Regions from separate parts of the Homo sapiens genome. Here region 2 is linked to region 1. A link is a contact called in ENCODE Hi-C or POLR2A ChIA-PET data. All regions are on one chromosome and are shown on one strand. Each heading gives the region's core, a stretch centred on a gene start or an enhancer-like site at or near the end of the contact. The rest is flanking DNA. Distances are from core to core; before and after follow the strand shown. Region 1 overlaps LATS2 (large tumor suppressor kinase 2). Region 2 overlaps LOC105370104 (a long non-coding RNA gene).

Region 1 (6,793 bases), core at 1,846-4,345:
TTCTAAGCACACAGCATAGTGAATTTTTGCATATTAAACCCACCCATGTAACTAGCATGTTTGGGTATATTTTTAATTAAAATACTTTAAAATGGAAATTTCTGGAAAAAGTAAAAGACTCAAGGGTATTTTCTGTGTAAGGATATAATGTGTATGTCAAATGATATGTTTATTAGTCTTTTGCACATAAATTACTGAAAACTTACAAAAATTCCTGTAGAAAAAAACTAGGCCACTAGATTAATATTTCTTATGGGAGGAGCTGCTCTTTAAATATAGATTTAAGGAATTGGAAAGGTAAGTTTTTTGGTTATGAGTATCATATTTTGAGCATTGGATAGTTATTGGCATAAGTGATCATTTAAGTTTGCATTTAAATATGCAAAATATTTCTGTTCTGCGGAAGCCTGGGACTTGTTTTCTCTCTGGTTGCAGTGGGTTATAGGGGGAACATCTGCATGGTGTGGGTAGGTGGGGGTGTCGTCAGCTCACTGCACTCACTGTTCTTAATTATAGCACTCAGGATGGTGCCTATGAGTCCTGTGAGGGTGAGGTTCCAATTCAGTAACTCCCAGGGGAGGCCCATGGCCCCCTGGACCCCTTAGAATAGCAAAGCACTTTATCACATGGTGTCCCCTCTAGGAAGACTTATGTGAGAACTTTGTTTGGATGCGAGTGCTAGGAAAGGGTTCTGCTTTCCTTGAGAAACTGGCATGGGCTTTTTCTCTGTGGATGACCTGTATCCTGCCTGTCCACCCTCCCTCTGATCTGCTGAGGGGTGCCCAGTCTGTGGCTCAGCATTGATACATTTTCCTGGTCCTGAATATTGTGTCAGCTGTAATTTCCTAATCCTGATTAATCCAGTTCTTTCCCCCCACTTTATCATGTTTAAGTGATTTAAAACTTTAATGGAATGAGGTTAGGGAAGAAATGTAAACAAACAAACTGATAAACTGATTATATTAGATCAAATAAGGAAGGGCATAAAGAAGACAGCCAGTGGTCAGGATGTGCACTGAGAGGCAGCCTTCCTGAGAACAGTGTCCACACCAGCTGCTCAGTGAATCAGGGGCCATCTGCTTAATAAGAAAAGGGAGTGGGCCAGGCGCGGTGGCTCACACCTGTAATCCCAGCACTTTGGGAGGCCAAGGCGGGCAGATCATGAGGTCAGGAGGTCGAGACCATCCTGGCTAACATGGTGAAACCCTGTCTGTACTAAAAATACAAAAAATTAGCCGGGCATGGTGGCGGGCGCCTGTAGTCCCAGCTACTCTGGAGGCTGAGGCAGGAGAATGGTGTGAACCCAGGAGGCGGAGCTTGCAGTGAGCCCAGATCGTGCCACTGTACTCCAGCCTGGGCGACAGAGCGAGACTCTGCCTCAGAAAAAAAAAAAGGTGAACACATGCCTCAAGGGGGAAGTAGAATGTGATTGTTCTCTCAGTTTAATGTCTCTCTGGGCCTAATAATTTAAAAGGACTCAGATTCCTCAGATAAGAATTCTTTTCTCATTTCCATCCTCATAGGGGTTGCTTCTCCTTTCCCTCATGTCTGTGGGGCATGGAGTTTATCAGGGTCCCTCTCCCCTCCTCTCATTCCCTGGGCATCCATACATGGCTGCCCCCCACGTCCCTGGCAGCTGGCCAGCCTGACTCCCACCTTGGCTCTGCTGCAGCTCCTGGGGCCTCCCAGACCCTGGTCTTATCCTCCCCACATGCTCCCCTCTACAGAGGAGCTCTCTGCAGTGTCTCAGCCACACAGCATGGCCTCCCAGACAGCTCTTCCCGCTTGCTTACTTTGGGTCTCTCTGACATATGATTTCGTTGGTTGGAAGTATCACCACCTATCTGGATTCTAGTAGCTTCTGTGATTCCACTCAGATTCCTTTTTACACAGGCTCTTCCTGGTTCTTCCACCTGGATCGAGCTGTTCCTATTCAAACTTCCACAGCAAAGACATTTCTTTCTTTTTCTTTTTCTTTCTTTTTTTTTTTTTTTGAGACAAGGTCTGTCGCCGAGGCTGTAGTGCAGTGGCGCAATCTCGGCTCACTGTAGCCTTGACCTGGGCTCAAGCAATTCTCCGCCTCAACCTCCAAAGTAACTGAGACCACAGGCGCACATCACCATGTCTGGCTAATTTTTCTATTTTTTGTAGAGACGGGGTTTCACCATGTTGCCCACGGTGGTCTTGAACTCCTAGTCTGAAGCGATACGCCTGCCTCAGCCTCCCAAAGTACTGGGATTACTGGCGTGGGCCACCATGCCTGGTCAGAAATTTCTTTCTTTCTTTTTTTTTTTTTTGAGATGGAGTTTCGCTCTTATTGCCCAGGCTGGAATACAATGGAGCTATCTCGGCTTACTGCAACCTCTGCCTTCCGGATTCAAGTGATTCTCCTGCCTCAGCCTCCCAAGTAGCTGGGATTACAGGCATGCGCCACCACGCCCAGCTAATTTTGTATTTTTAGTAGAGATGGGATTTCACTATGTTGGTCAGGTTGGTCTCGAACTCCTGACCTCAGGGGATCCACTCACCCTCAGCTTCCTAAAGTGCTGGGATTACAGGTGTGAGCTGCCTTGCCTGGCCTCAGAAATTTATTTCTAACCCCAAGGATGCTCCATGCATTGGGCATTGTGTTGGCAGATTGTCATGTTCCCGTCTTGCTCTCCCTGTCTTAGGCAGTGTCTCTGGAGGCCTGGATCTTGGGAGTTTATCCCTCTGTGCCCACAAGGCCTCCCATGTTGCAGAGCATGTGCTCAATCAGTGCTTGCTCACCAGTGAAAGTTCTGTGTACTAGTCCAGCCAAAACCCTCACCTCAGTTGTCAGACACTGGAAAAGATGCTAACCAGAAATGCAGATCTCCTCGGGATATTTATTTGGCTTAATTCTAACAATATGCATCACCAAAAAAGCTATAGAGAAATGGTAACACTAATCTCCTAGCCCTTTGTCTTGGTGACAAGATCCTGCCACAGGATTCTTCATTGTACTAAAGATATTTTGCTAATGAAAAAGATAAAAGGAATTTAGATAACATGTACATTTCCTCTTTCTCACTTCCTCTTGAAAGGGAACCACCGTTTGGTGTTACTGAACACGCGTGCTGAAATATTAATAAGAGGAGAAGGAAGAAAGAAACACTTAAGTTTAGGAATGTCGGTCATGTAACAGGAAATTGTATTACAATGGCTTTTGGGTGTAGCAGTTCCTTGCCTTTTCCCCTTTTTTTTTCTTAGTGGCTTTCAAATTAAATTTGGCTCTTCCAGAAGGCACACCACATACCTTTTTAATGTAGGAATTTAAATTACTTTGACAAGACACAAGCAAAGCATACCCCTCTGTGTCATAATCCCCTCTCCCCTTAAGCCTTGCTCCTAGTTTTTGTTTTTGTTTTCTTGAGATGGAATCTCACTCTGTGCCTAGGCTGGAGTGCAGTGGGGTGATCTCAGCTCATTACAACCTCCGCCTCGCGGGTTCAAGCAATGCGCCATGCCTCAGCCTCCCGAGGAGCTGGGATTACAGGCATGCACCACCACGCCCGGCTAATTTTTTTGTATTTTTAATAGAGACGGGGTTTCTCCATGATGGTCAGGCTGGTCTAGAACTCCTGACCTCAGGTGATCCGCCCGCCTCGGCCACCTGGTAAGACTGCTGTTAACATGTTGGTATAAAACTGCACAACTTTTTTCTAATTACAAAAATAGATAAAGCTTTGCACAGTGGCAGTGTCATAGCCAATGAAGTTTGTCCAAGGTGCGATTATTGCTAATTGGAAACTTTCCAATACCCCACCATAACAACTTGAAATGTAGTCAGCACTGGCGATTTTTGACAGTCTCTACAGAGACTGAAAAGAAAGAGAGAGATAAAATAGGTGGGGTGCAGTGACTCACACCTGTAATCTCAACAGTCTGGTCGGCTGAGGCAGGAGGATTGCTTGAGCTTATAAGTTCAAGGCCAGCCTGGGCAACAGCAAGACCCTGTCTATTTTTTTAAATTAAAAAAAAAAGATGGAATTATATATTAAACTATATAATACATATACCACACACACACTTTTTGTGTAACAGAATTGAGGTCCTGTAGCCCATCAGATCACCCCAGTCAGTTCTCCTCGGAAGCACCTCATGCACTGGCCTCTCCTGCCCCCGGTACAGGCTCCACCTTTGCTCCTGGGATCTTGGTGGCTCCTGGTTGCCCCTTCTGCGTCTTTCTCCGGCCTTCCCTGCACAGTACCCTCCTCAGTCTGATTTGTTTTGTTTCGGTTTTTGAGACAGGGTCTTGCTTTGTCACCCAGACTGGAGTGTGGTGGCATGATCATGGCTTACTGCAGCCTCGACCTCCTGGGCTCAAGCGGTCCACCCAGGTAGCTGGGACTACAAACGTGGGCCACCGTGTCTAGCCCCCCTCATTCTGAAAAGGGAAGATTCTGTCATTTCCCTTCTGGAAACCTTTTCTCTGGCCTCAGGATGGTGCCTGGGAGTTGGCGGACAGGACCCACCTGTAGCTGCAGGATCCCAGCTGCTGGCAGGCCCACCCTGGCCCTACCCGCCCTGGTCCTGACCACCCTGGCCCTGCCCACTCTGCCTGTCTCTCAGGCTGCCCAGTGCTGGCCCTGCTGCGGGACCAGGCCCACTTCTCCCTCAGGGCTCATCTTTGGGTCTGTGATTCAGAAAAGCCTTTTCTGAGCCTCCAGTCAAAATTAGGTCCCTCGTTCTCTCCCGTGACACCATAATTTTCTCCCCCAGTGTTTATCAGAATCTGCTGTTAAGTAGTTTGTGCGTCTCCCTTTGTAGATTTTAAGGCCTGTGAGACAGTGGCTTTGTTCTAGTCGCCACTTTCTAAGACCCAGAACTGTGCAAGCTCTCAAAAACACCTAACAGAGAAGCACAGAGACAAGCATTACGTCATAAACATTTTCATTCCATTGAATAGTCTTTTAAAATATGATTTTTAAAATTATTATGATTTTTGAGATGGAGTCTTGCTGTGTTGCCCAGGCTGGAATGCAATGGCATGATCTGGCTTACTGCAACCTCCCCCTCTGGGGTTCAAGCGATTCTCCCCCGTCAGCCTCCTGAGTAGCTGGAATTACAGGCACCCACCGTCATGCCTGGCTAATTTTTGTATTTTTGTAGAGATGGGGTTTCACCATGTTGGCCAGGCTGGTCTAGAACTCCTGACCTCAGGTGATCCACATGCCTTGGCCTCCCGGAGTGCTGAGATTACAGGCCTGAGCCGCCACACCCGGTCCTAAAATATGATTTTTAACATTTGCATTGTATTCCATTGTTCAAATAGATGTCCCATAATTTATTGTAAAGAGCTGGTCATGAACATTCTTCTACACACCTTCTTATGGATATTACTGACTTCCTTAGAATACATTTTAGGAATGGAATTACTAGCGTAAATGTTGAGAGCATTTTTACCATTCTTATTTGTATTGCCAAGTGGGTTTTTAAAAATCATTCAATTGAATTTATACTTCCAACCCTGCTAACGATGAATATTATCACTACTACTACTAAAAACTAGAAGCAACTGTCAGTTTAATAGTTGGCTTTTTTGTTGTTGTTTTTTGTTGTTGTTGTTGTTGTTTTGAGACGGAGTTTTGCTCTGTCGCCCAGGCTGGAGTGCAGTGGTGCCATCTTGGCTCACTGTAACCTCCGTGTCCCAGGTTCAAGCAATTCTCCTGCTTCAGCCTCTTGAGTAGCTGGGATTACAGGCACGCGCCACCATGCCGGGCTAATTTTTGTATTTTTAGTAGAGACGGGGTTTCACCATGTTGGTGAGTCTGGTCTTGAACTCCTGACCTCGTGATCTGCCCACCTCGGCCTCCCAAAGTGCTGGGATTACAGGCGTGAGCCACCGCAAGGGCTGGGCTTTGTGTTCTTAATTGCAGTAATGGATGTGTGTGATAATAGAAAGTGGTAATAGTTCTCCACTTTTAAGTACTAGAAAGCTCTCATTTTGGCGGTGAGTAGGGAGGCTCTTATTAAGTGCCTGAGACTGGACCCACTTTCCTGTTAAAATGGGCTTTTGGCCAGGCACAGTGGCTCACACCTGTAATCCCAGCCCTTTGGGAGGTTGAGGTGGTTGGATCTTGTCAGGTCAGGAGTTTGATAATAGCCTGGCCAACATGATGAAACCCTGTCTCTACTAAAAATACAAAAATTAAGCCAGGTGCGGTGGCTCACGCCTGTAATCCCAGCACTTCGGGAGGCTGAGGGGGGTGGATCATCCGAGGTCGGGTGTTCGAGACCACTCTGGCCAACATGGTGAAACCCGTCTATTAAAAATACAAAAATTATCCAGGTGTGGTGTCACACGCTTGTAGTCCCAGCTACTCAGGAGGCTGAGGCACGAGAATCACTTGAACCTGGGAAGCAGAGGTTGCAGTGAGCCAAGATCGTGCCACTGCACTCCAGCCTGGGCGACAGAGCAAGACTCTGTTCCCCGAAAAAAGGGGAAGGGGGCTTTTGAGGAAATGCCTTTTCTCTGCTCCCTGAATGACTTACCTTTGTGAGTGGCGCAGGTCCTAGGTGGGCTCTAGGAATCACTGGCTACTTGCGTGCTGTGGTGTTGGTCCCTGCAGCCCTTTGGGAGCTGGGTCCCTCCACTGCGAGCAACCTGCTCTTCTATCCCAGTGTGCAGTACAGATATTAGCATTTTTTATGTGGGCTATAATGTGAAAAATATTGGAGATCATAAATATTGTTCACTTAATGCCTGTTGTGTCACACCAAACGTTTACTGCTGAGATTATTTGCTGTCATGTGGTTGTAGAGATCTAGG
Region 2 (7,208 bases), core at 267-2,766, 41 kb before region 1:
GAATTACAAATGAACAGAGTTTCTCTTATCCCAGTCTAGGATACAATCAAGGTTTTCACCACCCTGGTGAAAGGTGCCTTTGCTGTCTCATTTGTCAGCTCCCTTTGGGTGAACCCAGACCTGTGTTCAGGAAGTGATGATGAAGCCTTTCCCTTCACCTTCACAAAAAACTGTGATTTGGCACAGTGTTATTTACATATTAACCTATTGTATATTTTGTTTGCTGGGAATGGTAAATTTTATTAATTTACCAGTCAATAATTAGACCACTTCTACAAACAAACAAACAAGGCTGTGAGGTCAAGCATAAATCGTTGAATTGATTTTTAAATTCATATTCCACTTGTTCATACCTTCTGTCTTATCGCTATCAAATACCACAACCTTAAGTGGTAATTTGTCTTCAAACCAAATATCAGTTAACTGTGCAGTCACACAAACTGATTTTTTTTTCTTCTTACCAATAGCAGTTTAACAAAAGCATATTTTTCTTTTTAGAATTCAATAAGAAAAAATATTTATTTCTGCCTTCCAGATTTTGGGGGTGAAATAGCTAGCTCTCTGAAGCTAATTTTTGGGTTGCTATTTTAAAATTATGTTTCCAAGCCCAGGAACCATGCAAACTGTCCACCAGAGCTGCCCCTGAGTTCCTCGTTTGTGATTTCTGTACAGCTGGCCCCATTTGAACTTTAGATTCCAATGGAGCGCTGGATTTCTATATGATATCCTCTGAGCACTTAAGCCCTTGCTTTGTCAGCGTATTACATTGAGTTTCTTGTTGTTCTGTTGCTCTATAAAAGGCATCCTGTCATTACCTCTCTCCTATGGGGGGGCTCTCTCCATCAGTCTATTCTGCTCGTTCACTTCATAGTACAAAAGTGCTCAGTAGATGCTATTGGCTGACATCCAGTCCTAGACAATCTTATTAACTGGCACACCTACAGAAACTAACTATTATATTATTATGGGATCTTGAAGGCATTTTAAAGAACACAGCAACTATATGCCAAAGAGGCTAGGAGAGCTTTCACCCAAATGGCTGTTTTATTACCCCTGCGTTGCCCAGATTTATGCTCAGCATTTAGCACAGAGCAATGAACGCAACTTTAAATACGAGATTTGTTTTCAGCTGAGCAGACAAGTGTTTGTTTTCTACACAAATGAAAGCCCGTACGTCAGTGTTTTGTCATTTGTGCTTTTTTGTAGAACTCACATGTGATGACTTCATTGCAGATTAACGTCCAGCACTGCCAGGGAATTTTCAGGGCTGAGCCCCTCGAACTGTCATTTGTCCTGGGTCAGCCCACTGGCATTTGTGATAATGCCCATTAGATAGGAGGACTGTTTCCTGAAGTGAAAGAGCAAATTCCTCTGAGCATTCTCCGTGGTGTGAGGAATTGCTTCTCAAGGAAGGAATTGAAATCATTTGACCATTTCTCCTCACCCATAGTCTCAGTTTCCTGACATTCTGAGTTTTGCAGTGACACATTCTTTTGGGTATGTGAACTGACCAAACGGGATGTTGCCTCACAGAGCATGTTGCAGGGAGCTGCCTGCCTGAACCACTCTCACCTCTAATTTCCAGCGGAGAGAGAGGCCGTCGTGCACACACACACGTGTGTGTGTGTGTGTAGGTCTTCTCTTGACAAAGGATAGCATGAATTTGATCAATTCAGTTAATTACGTGATGGATGTAAAAACAAACCTCCAAAAAGGGTGAAGTGGTAACATAATACATGGGATACCAGCAAGTTCAAAGTCATCTTCTCGTATTTTCCAGTCTAACCTGTAAATCCTATGTTTCTTCTCTTTGTATGATAGCGTTAAAGAAAAACTAGGATTATCCCTGAACCAGAACCCTGAATTTCAGAGATCCTCCATAATATATTGCTCTATTCTCGCCAAACAAAACACTTTCAGGCCCTAGAATGGCTTAGAATTAATTCCACAGTTGGCAGTGGTGATGTTCAAGTTGTGGTGTTCCTTCCTAAGGTTAGGGAAATTCCATTCAAAGTCCCCAAATTCTTTTAGATTTCTGGCATGTACAGCATGCAGAATTTAATATAGCTAAGTAGTTTTATTTTAAAAACTATTCAATATCAGCGGGATGTTTGTCACAACTATGCCTTACTTAAGATCATCATAAATGCCTTTTTTTAGATGTTCTGTTCACAATCCTAGGAACGCACAGCTATGGGCTTTAATTGGCAGCATATGGTGCCATTACCTTCCGTAGAAATGCATTTCCCTCCCCAAATTTGATGTTAATAATTTGATTCACTAGACTTAAAATTCACAGAAAGGTTATTGGCTTTATCTTTCCTTCTAAAATAATCTTTTCACTCTGTTGATACTTGGTAAGCTCCAGCTCTTCCCAATTTTTCTTTGGATAAAAGGTTTATTTATTCAATGAACACCTACCACATGCCAGGCACTTCACATGTACTACCTCATTTGATCCTCGTATCACTAAGAAACAGATATAAATACCTGCTTTACAAATGAGAAAAACAAGGCTTTGACGTTTTAAGAAACTTGGTTAAGATCTCACAACCAGCGAAATGTGTTGGCTCCAAAGCCCGGGTCTTTCCCAGATGCTCAGCTGCCTCCCAGACCAGAGGCCATATGCTTGCAATATAAGATCAGGAAAGGCTTCCTGAAGGAAGTGGCAGGAATGGGAGGAGTTTTAAGACAAGAGCAATGGGAGCTTTCAGAGCAATAAGTGGGAAAACTATTAAGAATCAAAACCATCTGGAAAATAAACAGAAACACATACACAGCATTCCTGGGCAGCTGAAGGAACCATGAGTTCACGTCACTTGCCTGATTGGTTCTTTAGAAAGTCATTAATTTCAATTGTTCTATCACATTTATTGATCACCTCCTACTTGCCAGGCCCTTTTCTAGGTGCTGGGATGGAACCAAGACTAAAATAATCCCTGCCATGGAGCTGTTGTCAAGTAGGAGGTAAGGCCCTCCGTCCCTCCCCCGCTTCCTTCCCTCCCTCTTTCCTTCCTTCCTTCCTTCCTTCCGTCCTCCCTCCCTCCTTCCCTCCCTCCCTCCCTTCCTCACCTTCACTTATTAATTCATGTAGACTCCCTTTTTCAGTAACCGCAGAAGAGCGTCCTGGAGAGAAGGTTCCAGAGAAGCCTGGCGCAGGTTCCGGCCTGGCGGAGGCTCCCCGGGGTCTTGGAGCTGCGCGTGGGCATCAACACCTGGCTGTCTGTGTCTCCAGCCTGGGTCCAAGATGTGTGGGCCGGGCTTGCAGGCAGTGGTCCAGAGAGGCTGTTGGGAGATGACCATTTCCATCTGAAGGGCTTCGTAGTCTCTGAGGTACCTTTGCTTTCTCATTTGTCGGCTCCCTTTGTTCAGAGTCCGGTTGGCCCTGGGCCTCCGCCTGATGCTGGGCTCGCACGGAAAGCGCCAGCTCGCGTGTTGGTCCCCACCACTAAACCTATGCAGAGAGCACCGCACGCGAGAGGCTGGCTTACTCCTCTCCTGCGGCTGCACACAGGCCGGGGTGCAGGAGGGCTGGATCCGGTTTGAGGGAGAAGGGAGAGCTGGGCCTGGGAACCAAAGGAGGGGATGGCTAGAGAAAGTGCCAAGGCTGCATCCGGAAGACATTCAAAAGGGAAGGCGGGGCCAGGTGCGGTGGCGCGCACCTGGGATCCCAGCACTCAGGAGGCTGAGTCGGGAGTATCACTTGAGGCCAGGAGATAGAGGCTGCAGTGAGCCGAGATTGGGCCACTACACTCCAGCCTGGGCAACAGAGCAAGACCCTGTCGAAAGCGAGAGGGAGAGAAAAGAAAAAGGAAGGAAAGGGAAGAAAGGAGAAAGTTACAGGGAGAAGACAGCAACCAGCCAGCCAGGTAATGCCTGAGATGACCAGGAGACGTCAAGCTAGGAGAAAGGCCTGAAACAGATCCTCCCTCGGCCTCACAGGAGCCCAGCCTACCCACACCTTGGTTCCGGATTTCCAGCCTCCATGAGTGTGAGAGGAGTGAACTCCTGTTGTTTAGGATCCCGATGTTGGCAGAGCTTTCCCTAGCTGACTACCAGGGCCTGCCCTGAGAAGCCCTCACCCTCGGTGCTCAGCTGCCATGGGACCTCGGCTCTGTCTACTTCCGCTTGCCTCTTCCCCACAACTGCTGCTCCCACTCAGTAGCCAGAGTGCGGTTTTGGGGTGTTTTTTTTTTGCTGTTTTTTTTTTCTTTTTACAGGTTCTGGTTCTGTCGCCCAAGCTGGAGTGCAGAGCGGCAATCTCGGCTCCACTGCAGCCTCAACCTCCTAGGCTCAAGCAATCCTTCAGCCTCAGTCTCCCAAGTAGCTGGGACCGGAGGCCCGCACCATCATGCCCGGGGAATTTTTGTATTTTTTGTAGAGATGGGGTCTTGCTATGTTGCCCAGGCTGGTCTGAAATGCGTGGCCTCAAGCGATCTGCCCTCCACTGCCTCCCAAACTTCTGGGATTATGGATGTGAGCCCTGCCTCAGCGTGCTCTTTATTTTATTTATTATTAATTTATTTTTGAGGAGCTTCGCTCTTGTTGCCCAGGCTGGAGTGCAATGGCGTGATCTCAGCTCACCGCAACCTCCGCCTCCCGGGTTCAAGCGATTCTCCTGCCTGAGCCTCCTGAGTAGCTGGGATTACAGGCATGAGCCACCCTGCCCGGCTAATTTTGTATTTTTAGTAGAGACGTGGTTTCTCCACGTTGGTCAGGCTGGTCTCGAACTCCCAACCTCACGCGATCACACCGCCTTGGCCTCCCAAAGCGTTGGGATTAAAGGCGTGAGCCACCGCTCCCGGCCACAGCGTTCTCTTTATAACATCAAGTTTCGCCCCCTTAAGCCTTCCAGTGACTTCCATCCTTCCCTTCTCACAGGGCCTGGCTGGGCCGCCCCCCCACCCCCGGGCCTCCCCTCTCCTCCCTGCAGCCTCAGCCACCGCCCCTCCGCCCCTGCACTGTGCGACGACTGCAGCCTCCACGTGCCCTTCCTCCTGAAGATGTAAGTGGTTTCATGACTTAGTGTCTAAAGGCGAACATGACCCAGACTGGAGTTTTTATTATTATAGATTCAATGTTATCACATTCAATTATTTATTTTGATTTTAAAATAAATGAAAATTAAAACGTTTCCCTGGGCCGCTAGAAGCACCGCGGGCCCAGCACTGGCCTATGGGGAAGCCGCCCGGGCAGGTCCCCACCCCGGGGCGAGGCGGAGGGGTGAGGGTGGAGGAGGGGTGTGGGGAGCAGGGGCCGGAGGGGTCGTGGGGGGGCGCAGAGGGGTGGAGCAGGCGGGAGCCGGAGGGGTGAGGAGAGCGGGGGCGGGGGGAGGAAGGGTGAGAGGAGCGGGCGGGGCGGAGGGGTGAGGAGGGTGGGGGCCGGAGGGGTGAGAGGAGCGGGCGGGGCGGAGGGGTGAGGAGAGTGGGGGACGGAGGGGGGGGGGCGGGGGCCGGAGGGGTGAGGCGAGCGGGGGGCGGAGGGGTGAGGAGAGTTGGGGACGGGCTGGGTCCTCAACTCGCCTCAGCCGCGCAGCCAAGCGGGCAGCCTTGGGGAGAACGCCGCCGCCGGGTCTGCAAAGGCAGCTCGGGGCAAGTCCCCACTCCTCGTCCAACCTAATTGTGGCCCTAAATCACTCCTGCCAGAGCCACCCAGAGGGGGATTTTTGGGCTAAACTATGGGGAGCCGTCCAGCAAGAGCGGACTGGCTCAGGCGTCCACACCGCTTTTGTGAAGCTGGCGCAGGCTCCGCGCCCTGGACACCAACAGCGCGCCCCGCCCGGAGTCGCCGCACCGGCCCTCCCTACGCGCGGGGGTCTTCCGCCACAAGGCCAGTCTCTGCTAGGGGAAACAGACCGCAGGGCACTTCCTACTGCTTCGCAGCAGATATTCGTTTCTGTGATTATTTTATTAGTCTGTCTTCTTTAAACTTTAAGTTTTGTGACGACAGGGTCGTGTCTGCGTTGCCCACCACTATGGTCTCCATGGCTAGCGCTATGCCTGGAATTCAAAACATACGTATTGAATGAATGAATGAAGAAAGGAAAAAAATATACTTATAATTCCAGAAATTGCACCGGAAGAGATTCAGTCCTTTAAACCTTAAAGGCTTTATGTCTCCTGAGGTTCCCTGAAAAATACAAATACTCAGCGGTTATAGTTAAGAGAGAAAATGTTGCCCAGGATGCGGTGGGGACGTAGGAGGAAGGAGGGCTCGATCACTGTTTCCTGCGGATACCATGCCGGGCCAGCCCTGTACTGGGGATGTGGTGACATGGCCTTACCTTCCGTGAAATGATGCCAGGACACACAGGGTACCCCCCAGTCCCTGCTCTTACTTTTGACTCCTCTTGGGGACCACAAATAAAAAAGGAACTGTGCTTGGGAGACTGTGATCTTACTCTATTTTTAACTGTACTCAGTTATTAAAAAATTAAACTGGAGAAGGAAATTGAGAAATCTATTGCCAAGAACCATTCTACGGTAGCAGGGTGGGCGCCCAAAACCTACAGGCCTCTCGTCGCAGGAGCCTCCATGTTCTTTGGTTTCTTCCCCTGCTGGGAGCTCAGCGCTCTCTGCCAGCCCGTTCTGACTCCTTCTGCTCCAGCTGCACGTCTTGGCTTAGCCCTGTTTTCCTGCTTCTTCTTCCCTTCCCAGCCAGACTTCTCCAGATTTCTCCAGCTAAGTTGTGTTCAACATTTGAATAGTTGCACAGTCATTAGGGAGATCTTCAACTCATACACATTTTGAAAAATAATTAGTACACGATTTGTCAGATGGAAGGGCCATCTGCGAGTGTGATGTGGATGCTTAGAAGACAGGCTGGGAAAAACATCTATCATGTCCGATCTCCCCTTAGAAAACGAGCCTGTTAGTTTCACTCTTGAGTTGTGATTTTTAGTGTAGTTTCAGTTGTTTAAAATGTTTAACAAATATTTTCTTTTTGTCTTGACTTCTTAAAGTTCTTTTTTTTTGAGACAGGGTCTCACTCTGTCGCCCAAGTTGAAGCTCACTGCAGCCTCGACTTTCTGGGCTCAAGCAATCCTCACACCTCAGCCTCTATCCTCCCCGCACCCCATCCTCTCCAGTAGCTGGGACTACAGATGTAGGCCACCATGCCCAGTTTTTTTTTTGTTTTGTTTTTGTTTTTTTTAGTAGAGATGCGGTTTCACCATGTTGGGCAGGTTGGTCTTGACTTCCTGCCTCAAG

Evidence for each region. A loop is a pair of places that touch in the nucleus more often than their neighbours do. ChIA-PET counts read pairs that join two places held with the same protein, here RNA polymerase II (POLR2A). Pooled maps may share reads with other maps.
Region 2: a loop to region 1 is called in a map of endothelial cell of umbilical vein, with 7 times the contacts of the local background. The contact joins two enhancer-like sites. A Hi-C loop is called at or near these places in 3 of 168 maps with a recorded cell type or tissue (endothelial cell of umbilical vein, naive thymus-derived CD4-positive, alpha-beta T cell and spleen) and 5 of 50 pooled maps. POLR2A ChIA-PET finds 5 or more read pairs at or near these places in 7 of 52 experiments (AG04450, BJ, H1 and 4 more).

The regions. Positions count from the first base shown.
Region 1 is chr13:21,035,578-21,042,370 of GRCh38, reverse strand. All of the region lies in intron 2 of LATS2 (large tumor suppressor kinase 2), which reads left to right. It also overlaps the pseudogene RNU4-9P. Among named protein-coding and RNA genes, the nearest start is that of LATS2, 23 kb to the left of the region's middle. RefSeq lists enhancers at 3,979-4,967, 6,059-6,793. Within about 2 kb of position 3,095, at least 5 of the 41 ENCODE cell types and tissues checked have a DNase peak (open chromatin) inside an H3K27ac peak, as active enhancers do; they include endothelial cell of umbilical vein, where a contact is called at or near this core.
Region 2 is chr13:21,074,184-21,081,391 of GRCh38, reverse strand. LOC105370104 (a long non-coding RNA gene) reads right to left here. Exons shown (of 4, transcript XR_941728.1): 4 at 5,769-5,999. Among named protein-coding and RNA genes, the nearest start is that of LATS2, 16 kb to the right of the region's middle. RefSeq lists enhancers at 5,292-5,792, 5,793-6,293. Within about 2 kb of position 1,516, at least 5 of the 41 ENCODE cell types and tissues checked have a DNase peak (open chromatin) inside an H3K27ac peak, as active enhancers do; they include endothelial cell of umbilical vein, where a contact is called at or near this core.